Linked DNA regions of Homo sapiens: region 2 is linked to region 1. A link is a loop called in an ENCODE intact Hi-C map of the cell type or tissue named here. Cell type or tissue: GM12878. All regions are shown on one strand. Links, peaks and the distances in the headings refer to the core of each region. The heading gives the core; the rest is flanking DNA.

Region 1 (5,514 bases), core at 377-5,376:
TAAGTCACCATCATCTCTTTTCTGGACTGCTGCAACAGCCCTTCTAATTGGTCTGTCTTCAGCTGTTCTTGTCTCCCTTTGATCTCTTCACCATTCAGCAGGACCTTTTTCAAACAAATCACTTCATTCTCCTGTTGTTCTCTCATTGTTCTCCATTAGACCTAAAATTTAAACTATGGGTTATAAGGCCCTCTGTGGGTGGGCCCTCTTCCACCCCTCCATCATTATCTCCTGCTATTTTAACCTCACTTATTCTTAGCCCCCACTGACCTTGCTGTTGTTTCCAACTTGCCTTTTTATACTTGCCATTTTCCTCTGCCTGGGATGCTTTCCTCCAGGATTTTTACATGACTTGCTTCTTTGTATCAGTCAGGTTTTCAATAGCTGCCATGTCTTCAAAGAAGCTTTCCCTAACCAGTCTTAATGATGGCATACTCTATTCCCTTGTCCTGCTTTATTTTCTTCACAGTAGTTATCATTAGCCGATTGATTGTTTACTTGCTCATTGTCTGTCTCCACCACTAGAAATTACACCCCATAAGGGCAAAAAGGCTTTGAGTCATTCTGTGCCTTTACTGCCTTATGGCAGACATTCAGTAAATATTTGTCAAATAAGTTGAAAGAATGAGCACTCTAAAACTGCATTGCATAAGTCCCTCCCTTTTTCATAGTCTAGTCTTGTTTCCCTTACCCCCCCACCACCACCTCCCCGCAACACCATCTTTCCCTATTTTAATATTCAAGCCCTTAATTCTTTGTTTTTGTTTCCATGAGTGGAAACTTGATACACTGGGAGGTTTACAGGTAGCAGAAGTATGTTACAATTTCATAAGTACTTTGATCTACCCCATTTTGCTAAGGCGATTTGTGTGGAACTTCTTCCGCCTGGAGAATGAACATCTGAATAACTGTGGTGAATTCCGTGCTGTGCGGGACATCTCTGTGGCCCCCCTGAACGCAGATGATCAGACTCTCCTAGAACAGATGATGGACCAGGATGATGGGGTACGAAACCGCCAGAAGAATCGGTCATGGAAGTACAACCAGAGCATATCCCTGCGCCGGCCTCGCCTCGCTTCTCAGTATGTATGGCTTCTACTTCTGTGAGGCATATTTCCTTTGAGTTTTAGCATTGGGTAGCATGTAAGCTAAAAAGCTATCAGGTTGAACCAAATGAAATTGCCAATACTCAGCCATTTTTCACCTACAAAAAAACAGTAATAAGCAGCAATTCCATATGATACAACCTATGACTGTCTAAATGAGCACATAGAGTAAATGTCATCAGTGCATAACCTAGTAATTTGGCACTAAAGATCCACTGTCTGGAGGAAAAGGTTGTTGGAGAGTGATTTATTAATACTTGACTCTTCTGTGTGTTGTGTATGCAAATAATTTTTATGTTATAAACTTTAGGAATCCTGCCATCTATGCCTTGACCAAATGACTTAATTTCTGTTTTCTGCCCCCATCTGTAAATTGAAATTAATATGGTTCTTGCTTATAGGGAGGTTAAGTGGATTATATTCATTATTACATAGAACTTGGACCAGTTCCCTCACAGAAAGAGCCTACTAAGAATAAACTATTACTATTTTTATCTTCTTATTAAATACCTACAACAATATTTTTATCAGTCATTGACTACGTATGTTGCTAAAAGTTACCATAAATGTACAGTATATGGTGACTGCATATGAAATTTAGAGACAATAGATAGCACAGTAGATTGGAATGAAGGAGGCTTAGGTTGAGGATGAACGGTTTTCTAAAGGATAAGGGAGTGAATAGACTAGAGACACAGTAAAGAACATAAAGGTAGAAATGAAGTGCAGAAAGAAAAACCATGTGACTAGAATTATAGTAAGAATAATTTTGCTGAATAGATGAAGTATGATTGTAAAAGGCTGAAAATGCAAACTTGATCTTGTAGGCAGGAATGAGTCACAGATAATTTTTTTTTTTTGAGATGGAGTCTCGCTCTGTTGCCCAGGCTGGAGTGCAGTGGTGCAATCTCCACTCACTGCAAGCTGCACCTCCTGGGTTCACGCCATTCTCCTGCCTCAGCCTCCCGAGTAGCTGGGACTACAGGCGTCCGCTACCACACGCAGCTAATTTTTTGTGTTTTTGGTAGAGATGGGGTTTCACCATGTTAGCCAGGATGGTCTCGATCTCCTGACCTCGTGATCCGCCCGCATTGGCCTCCCAAAGTGCTGGCATTACAGGCATGAGCCACCGCACCCAGCCACGAGTCACAGAGAATTTTTCTGTAGAAGAATGACATTGTGAAAGTAGTATCCTAGGAAGTTTTAATAGCACTGTGTAAGATATATTAGGCAAGGGAAAAACTGAAGGCCAGAAAGCCAGATGAAAAGCTATGCAGTACTTCAATGTATGGGGCAGTGAAAATTCAGATCAGGATGCTTACTGTTGGACCAGAAGGAACATAAGGAGATGTTTTGAAGGAAGTAAGAAACAGGAGGTAGTATCAGTAACTCATTGGATATAGAGGAGTAGAGTAGAACCTGCTGAACTTTAAATAGAGATTTGGAAGTTCTCTGAAGAAGGCAGAGAAAAGCAGAGAGCAGGGAACTGAGTCTTAATCCCTGGCTCAACCATAGTAGCCAGGGAACAAACACAGACAAGAGAAAAAAAGAAAATAAACAAAAGAGGTAGGAATAGTCAGGGAGGTAATAGGAAGAGCATCAAAACAAAGCATGGTTGGTGCTGTGATCCCAAGGAAGCAGAGTTTGAAGAAGCTGGGGCAGGGGAGCACTGAGTGGGTCAGTGAGATAAGTGCCACAAAGGGCTGGAAGAAAATGCTAAGTGTGATTGGTGACCTCATTGAGCTCCTGATTTTGAAGTCTAATTATCCTTGTTAGTTACCAGCAGAGGGCAATCTAAACATATACTATTTCTGCTTAAAGAAGGGGCTCTTTGGCAATAGATTATTCTGTTCCATTTCAGGTGTTTAACGGAGAAACTCTGGGAAACCAGATTGCACCAAGAGTAAGACATTAGGAATGGAACAGTTGGTGTACAGCGGAGAGAGCAGGGAATCCAAAATAAGATCTGAGTTTCAGTACTGACTTTATCACTCATGCAACCTTTAGCATATCCTTAATGTGTGTGGTTTTTTTGTTTGTTTGTTTTTTTGAAACAGTATCTCGCTCCGTTGCCCAGGTTGGCTCAATGCAGCAGCACGATCATGACTCACTGCAGCTTCAACCTCCTGGGTTCAAGCACTCCTCCCACCTCAGCCTCCCAAGTAGTTGGCACTACACGCCTGCACCCCTCTGCCCAGCTAATTTTTTATTTTTTATAGAGACAGGGTCTTACTATGTTGCCCAGGCTAGTCTCAAACTCCTAGCCTGAAGAAGTCTTCCCTCCTTGGCCTCCCAAAGTGCTGGGATTACAGGCAAGAGCCACCACACTCAGCCACCTGATTTTATTGTTGGTATTTATAGTGGTAAATGGTTTATGTTGGGCTGAAATGTGCTTCACTGTAATTTCACTATAACTTTAACAATTTGATCCTATTTGGGCTCTCTCACATAACTTATAATGAGTCTCCTCCCTCTTCTGCATTGTATGTTGTCAACTCTTTGAAGAGAAATAACTGTTATGCCTCTCCTTAGGTCTTCTCTTCTGCTGGCTAACTCTTTTGGTTTCTCATGTATGCCTCAAGTGGTGTTTTATCTTATCCTCATCATCCTTATCACAATTTCTTATATTTGTTTTTTGGGGGTTGGTTGTTTTTTTTTGGAGACATGGTCTCAGTCTGTCACCTAGGCTGGAGTGCAGTGGTGTGATCATACCTTACTGCAGCCTTGAACTCCTGGGCTGAAATGATCCTCCTTCCTCAGCTTCCTGAGTAGCTGGGGCTACAGGTTTGCACTATCATACCTGGCTTTTTTTTTTTTTTTTTTTTTTTAAGACAGGGTCTCACTGTGATGCTCAGACTGGTCTCAAACTGCCGGGCTAAGGCGATCCTCTTATGTCAGCCTCCCAAGGAGCTGGGATTACAGGAACCAGCCAGTTTCTTAAGTTTGTTTAATGCTTTTTTCATCCATGTTCTCACTTGATATGCATACTGTCTCCATGAGGTGAAAGTGGTATTCAGTGAAATCGGTGTTACCATTCCTGCCTTACAGAGATGGAAACGGGCACTCAAAGGGTTAAATAGATGCATCATAAAATCAAAGTCAGGTGGCCAGGTGCAGTGACTCACACCTGTAAACCTAACACTTTGGGAGGCCAAGGCGGGCAGATTACCTGAGGTCAGGAGTTTGAGACCAGCCTGGCCAACATGGTGAAAGCCCATCTCTACTAAAAATACAAAACTTCGCCAAGCGTGGTGGCACATGCCTGTAATCCCAGCTACTCAGGAGGCTGAGGCAGGAGAATTGCTTGAGCCTGGGAAACGGAGGTTGCAGTGAGCTGAGATTATGCCACTGCACTCCAGCCTGGCGACAGAGCGAGACTCTGTCTCAAAAAAAAAAAAAAAAATCAAAGTCAGTACTCAAACCCAGATCACTACCTTCTGCGTTGCACATACCCTGCCATTGTTCTTGTTACCTTCCTCTGGTTGTGATCTAGTTTCTTAGTGTTTTTCCAATAGTATCTGAAATTGAATAGGAAACTCTAGAATAATCCGTCTGGTACAGCAGATAGTCCCTGTTTAGGATGTATGTTTAATGATGGTAAGACTGGAAATGTGTCTAATACTGTGAAAGTGTTTATATTTGGGTAATGGACTAAGTGCTTTTTGTCCCCCTTGTTACCACTAGATCCAAGGCTCGTGACACTAAGGTATTGATAGAAGACACAGATGATGAAGCTAACACTTGAATTTTCTGAAGTCTAGCTTAACATCTTTGGTTTTCCTACTCTACAATCCTTTCCTCGACCAACGCAACCTCTAGTACCTTTCCAGCCGAAAACAGGAGAAAACACATAACACATTTTCCGAGCTCTTCCGGATCGGATCCTATGGACTCCAAACAAGCTCACTGTGTTTCTTTTCTTTTCTTCTGGTTTAATTTTAATTTTCTATTTTCAAAACAAATATTTACTTCATTTGCCAATCAGAGGATGTTTTAAGAAACAAAACATAGTATCTTATGGATTGTTTACAATCACAAGGACATAGATACCTATCAGGATGAAGAACAGGCATTGCAAGGACCCTCTGATGGGACGGTACTGAGATATCTCGGCTTCCGCTCAGCCCGGTTTTGACTGGTTGAAACCGGACATTGGTTTTTAAATTTTTTGTCAGTTTATGTGGAGAATTTTTTTCTTTCCTTCATACCCAGCGCAAAGGCACTGGCCGCACTTGCAGGAAAAGTGCAACTTAAAGCAGTACCTTCATTCATGAAGCTACTTTTTAATTTGATGTAACTTTTCTTATTTTGGGAAGGGTTGCTGGGTGGGTGGGAAATATGATGTATTTGTTACACATAGTTTTCTCATTATTTATGAAACTTAACCATACAGAATGATATAACTCCT
Region 2 (5,514 bases), core at 161-5,160, 99 kb after region 1:
ACTCCAGTCTTCTCTAGCCATCCAGTTCCACCTAACAGTAGAAAAACTGGGAAGCACTAGTGAAGTTCACGGGCCAGGGGCACAGGCTCACCAGAGGCTAAGACCTAATCACAGGACTAGAAAATGCCACCCCCCGGCCTCACCACCCCATCTATGGTAAAGGTCTATTTACCACAGTTCCTTTTACCCAGTATATCATGTCCACTTTTCAACAAAAAGGTAAAAGGCACACTAAAGGAAAAAGCAACAGTAGGAAGAAACTGCATATGCATCAGAACCAGAGTCAGATACAGCAGGAATGTTGGAATTATCAGAAGAGGAATTTTTAAAACTATGATTAATATGCTACAGGCTTTAATGGAAAAAGTAAACAACATGCAAGAACACATGGATAATGTAGGCAGAGACATGGAAATTCTAGAATGAAAAAAATAGAGATCAAAAAGACTACACAAATGAAGAATGCCCCTAATGGGCTCATTAGTAGGCTAAACACAGCTAAGGAAAGGATCTCTGAGCTTCACAATTTGTCAACAGAAACCTGAAAAAAGAAAAAAAGACTGAAAAAAAACCTGGCACAGAATATTCCAGAAATGTGGAACAACTATAAGACTTACCATAACATCAATCAAGATAATGTAGTATTAGGAAAATAGACAAGCAGATCAATGGAACAGACAGTCCAGAAATAGGCTGACATAAATACAGTCAACTGATCTTTCACAAAGGAGCAAGTGCAATACAACAGAGCAAAGAGAGTCTTTTCAACAAATGGTGCTGAAACAACTGGACATCCATGCCAAAAAAATGAAGTTGGAGGCAGACTTTACACCTTAACAAAAATTAACTCAAAATGTATCCACAGACCTAAATGTAAAATGCAAAATTATCAAACTCCTGGAAGAAAACACAGGAGAAAACCTAGATGACCTTGGGTATGGCAATGACTTTTTAGATGCAACACCAAAGACACTATATATCCATGAAATAAATAATTGAAATTGGGATGTCATTAAAATTAAAAACTTATGCTCTGTGAAGTCACTGTCAAAAGAATGAGAAGACAAGCCACAGATTGGGGTAGAATATTTGCAAAAGATTCATCTGATAAAGGACTGTTGTCCAGAATGTATTATACAAAGAATTTTTAAAACTCACCAGTATGAAAACTAACAGCTTGATTTTAAAAATGGGCAAAAGACCTGAACAGACACCTCATCAAAAAAGAGATGGGGCTGGGCAAGGTGGCTCACACCTGTAATCTCAGCACTTTGAGAAGCCATGGCAGGCAGATCACTTGAGGTTAGGAGTTCAAGACCAGCCTGGCCAACATGGTGAAACCCTGTCTCTACTAAAAATACAAAAATTAGCTGGGCGTGGTGGCGCAGGCCTGTAATCCCAGCTACTTGAAAGGCTGAAGCACAAGAACCACTTGAGCCTGGAAGGCAAAAGTTGCAGTGAGCTGAGATCGCACCTCTGCACTCTAGCATAGGTGACAGAGTCAGACTCTGTCTCAAAAAAAAAAAAAAAAACACCATGAAAGAGCTGCCAGGGAAGCATACGAAAAGATGTTCAACATTAGATGTCACTGGGGAAAGGCAAATTAAAACAAGAAACAATACACACCTATTAGAATGGTCAAAACCCCAAACAGTGACAACACCATATGCTAGCAAGGATGTGGAGCAATATTAACTCCTAGTGGGAATTCAAACTGGTACAGCCACTTTGGTAGACAGGTTGGCAGTTTCTTACAAAACCCAAACATACTCTTACCATAACCATTCAGCAACCACATACCTTGTTACTTATCCAAATGAACTTAAAAACTTATGTCCATATAAAAACCTGCACTTTTTTTTTTTTTTTTTTTTTTTTTTTGAGACAGAGTCTCCCTCTGTCACCCAGGCTAGAGTGCAGTGGTGTGATCTCGGCTCACTGCAACCTCTGCCTCCTGGGTTCAAGCGATTCTCCTGCCTCAGCCTCCCAAGTAGCTGGGGTTATAGGCGCACGCCACCACGCCTGGCTAATTTGCACATGGGTGTTTATAACAGCTTTATTCATCATTGCCAAAACTTGGAAGCAACCAAGGCGTCCTTCAGTAGGTAAATGGATAAATTGTGGTACATCCAGACAATAGAATATTATTCAGTGTTAAAACAGAAATAAGCTATCAAGCCATGAAAAAGCACAGTGGAAACTTAGATGCACACTGCTAAGTGAGAGAAGCCAATCTGAAAAGGATCTGTGATATATGATTCCAACCATATGCAAGCTGGAAAAGCAAAACTATGGAGACAGTCAAAGGATCAGTAGTTTGGGGGTTGGGGGAAGGGAGGGATAAACAGGTGGAACACAGGATTTTTTAGGGCAGTGAAACAGCTCTGTGTGATGCTACAATGATGGATACATGTCATTTATACATTTGTTCAAACCCAGAGAATGTACAATACCAAGAGTGAATCCTAAGGTAAACAACGGTCTTTGCGGATGATTAATGATGTGTTAGCGTAGGCTGATTGTAACAAACGTACCACCGTGATGCTTGATGTCAATAGTCAGGGAAGTTATGCATGGGGGAAGGGGGCTATATGGGAACTCTCTGTACTTCCTGCTCAATTTTGCTAGGAACCTAAAACTGTTCTAAAAATAGTTTATTAATTTTTTAAAAAGATTAAAATGCTTACAATAATTTAAAACCACTTTGCTAAAATGATTAGTTGCGATTCTTTCAGGACAAAAACGGAGAAAGTATTCCTTCTCCAACCCCGCCCTCAACCTCACACACTCCTATGTTTACCCCCTTCCCTCAGGCATCTCGCTATTCTCAGCACCAGATTTCCAACACTGAACCAGATTTCCATTTTTTGGCTTTCCATCAGCCTCTACTCATGCCTCCTACCACCCTCCAATCACCTTCTCTTCCACAACTGTATTAAGTAGGAATTTTCACCAAGGAGAAGCATATACCACACAAGCCAGCACAACCCGAGGATGTTCTTTTAAAGCCGTTTTCCTCTGAAGTGGCTAAGCTGCCTCTACGAAGCATGAACTAGGTAACCCCAGGGAGCTGTTACCCCAGCAGACTTCTCAGCACTTCCCGCAGAGGCTTCATGCATAGAAGGAACGGGTACTAACCACAGGGGCTCTTGTGACCTCAAGTGGAAAGTTTTAAGCAGCATTGCAAGCTCAGGACCTGCCTCAAAAAGTCAGAGCGGAACAAAAGAACTCCAATGGTAGTTTTTTCTCTCTCTCAAAATATTTTTCTCCCCTAAAGAGAAAAGATTAATGGAATGTTGGAAAGTAAGAGGGAAAAAAATCTCAGTATCTACTTAAAATAAAATACTTCTGTGGGTAGGAGAATACAATTAGTGTCTCTCTTGGGTCATTCAAAAAAGTAAATGTGGAGTCTTGGTTGGTTTCTCCCCATGAAGCAGACAGCCACGGGGAGCGGAGATGGTCCGCCTGTGTGCCTGTAACTACTTAATCACACTTCGCTGTGCCTCCATAGGCTTCCTTTATGTACAGGTTTGATTACTAAAGCAGTGAACTTCTGCAAAAATTATGGAGGAGAGCAGAGACGAATACAAATTGCTTGTTTGTCAAATTGAAGCAGAAAGCACCAAGCAGGAAGAGGTCCTTAGGGAGTATTTCTTTGGGTAGCAAGCAAAGATTAAAATGAAAACACAAGCAACCTGTCAAAAGTGAAGCACCGTTCAGGATAAATGCTCTGTTTCCTGGCTCTTTTTCCTATACAAATATAACCAAAGTTATTACATTGCTTCCCCAATTTTTCTTTTGGGAAAAAGTAGAATAAAGCATAAGCAAACTTCAGTGCTATTTATACACACTGGGTCGCTTCTCACAATGCAAGTACTTTTCTAAATTATTCATACCCAGAATGCTGGGAAACAAAGACAGTGCATCTTTGTTCACTTGCTCTTCCCCAAACAGAACTGGTGCTGAAGTAGCTACTTGACTTTGCAACTACTACATACATGAGTGAGAGGCCTGGAGTTTAAACTGGTTATACAATTCTTCATTAAAACACCTTTTTTTTGTTTATTGTTTTGTTTTTAAGTAGAGGGGAGAAGGCAGAAGAGAGAACAGAGGGAATCAGAAAAGACTTTGCAAACCTTTCTCTAAATGTGTGACAGATGAACTAAGCTGGTGCCTGCTTCCCATATATGCACAGTTTCAGGCAATGAAGAGCCCGCTAGAAACAAAGATACTTGTCCCTAAAGAGAAAGAAGAAAATGACTCTAGATAGGAGCTTCTCTTTGTTTTGGATGTAATAGGTCCATTGCGCCTTGGGGCCATTACAATTTTTGTTGCCTTACAATTTCTTAAAAACATTTACTAAGTACCAATAAATAAATGGTAAACGCAGTTAAGCACTTCTACTTTACTGGTATTTCATTTAATCCTCACAATTACCTGGAGAGGTAGGACTCAACATATTTTTACAGATAAGAAACTGAGCCCCAGAGAACTGTTATGTAACCTATGAGTTAAACTTCTGAAAAGTAAACCTGCATATGTATTTAAATATTGCTTCAAAAAGCTAACCTATTAGACCTTATAACATGTACCTGACAGTAGGAAACCAACAGAAGAAAAGGTGTCAAGAAACAGGGCATGTTCTAACACAAGGGAGGTGCTCTACAGTCAGGGAACATTCAGATTACCTCAAGGAGCATCTCAGTTTCTCCTTCCACCAAGCAACCCCCACCAGATAAAGAAGAGATACTGGATTTTTTAAAATTTAAAATATATTATTTCCCATGTAAAGAGTCACTGGAACATATCTTATACAGTAACTATTATGAAAATTGTTTATTCATCCTCATCCTGGTGCAAATTTGCTGAAATATTTCAGTATTGATTTAAACATAACAATTTAAAATAGATCCACACATGCCATCTTATTCTGAAGTAGTAGGTATTTTTCTATCAATGAAAGAATGTTCAGGAGAAACAGTAACTGGCTTAACTGTTGTTTTACATAAGTTCCCTATTTTGGCAAGGAAATCTTAAAAAACCAGTAAAATAAAGAAGGATTTTGTAACTGCAAAGAAAGTTATTCTACTGGGCTGGGCGCGGTGGCTCACGCCTGTAATCCCAGCACTTTGGGAGGCCGAGGCGGGCAGATCACGAGGTCAGGAGATCGAGACCATCCTGGCTAACACGGTGAAACTCCATCTCTACTAAAAATACAAAAAATTAGCTGGGCATGGTGGCGGGCGCCTGTAGTCCCAGCTACTTGGGAGGCTGAGGCAGGAGAATGGCGTGAACCTGGGAGGTAGAGCTTGCAGTGAGCCGAGATTACGCCACTGCACTCCAGCCTGGGCAACAGAGTGAGGCTCCATCTCAAAAAAAAAAAAAAAAAAAAAAAAAAACACAACGAAAGTGACTCTACTGGGAAAAAAACCAAACACGGTGGGGGATCACAAAGCCTTAACTTTTCCCAAGTTAAAGCTACAAGGAGAAGATAAAGACTGCACATACAAGTCT

The links. Hi-C counts contacts between places; a loop is a spot of excess contacts. Peaks named below come from ENCODE experiments on the same cell type or tissue, not always from the same donor. Only the 100,000 strongest peaks of a DNase experiment are listed, where the experiment ranks them.
Region 2: it touches region 1 in a loop (6-fold over the local background); 4 of 110 quality-filtered maps call a loop at or near these places.

Annotation. Positions count from the first base shown.
Region 1 is chr1:180,879,216-180,884,729 of GRCh38, forward strand. XPR1 (xenotropic and polytropic retrovirus receptor 1) reads left to right here. Exons shown (of 15, transcript NM_004736.4): 14 at 861-1,082; 15 at 4,791-5,514. The coding sequence ends at 4,851. Among named protein-coding and RNA genes, the nearest start is that of LINC02816, 25 kb to the right of the region's middle. In GM12878, for the core only: a CTCF peak has its summit at 2,893 (motif pointing right); a DNase peak (open chromatin) is centred at 2,986.
Region 2 is chr1:180,978,692-180,984,205 of GRCh38, forward strand. The region is part of intron 7 of STX6 (syntaxin 6); the gene reads right to left. Among named protein-coding and RNA genes, the nearest start is that of KIAA1614-AS1, 27 kb to the left of the region's middle. RefSeq lists a silencer at 2,997-3,076. In GM12878, for the core only: a CTCF peak has its summit at 3,162; a DNase peak (open chromatin) is centred at 3,110; H3K4me3 peaks cover 490 bases; H3K27ac peaks cover 1,131 bases.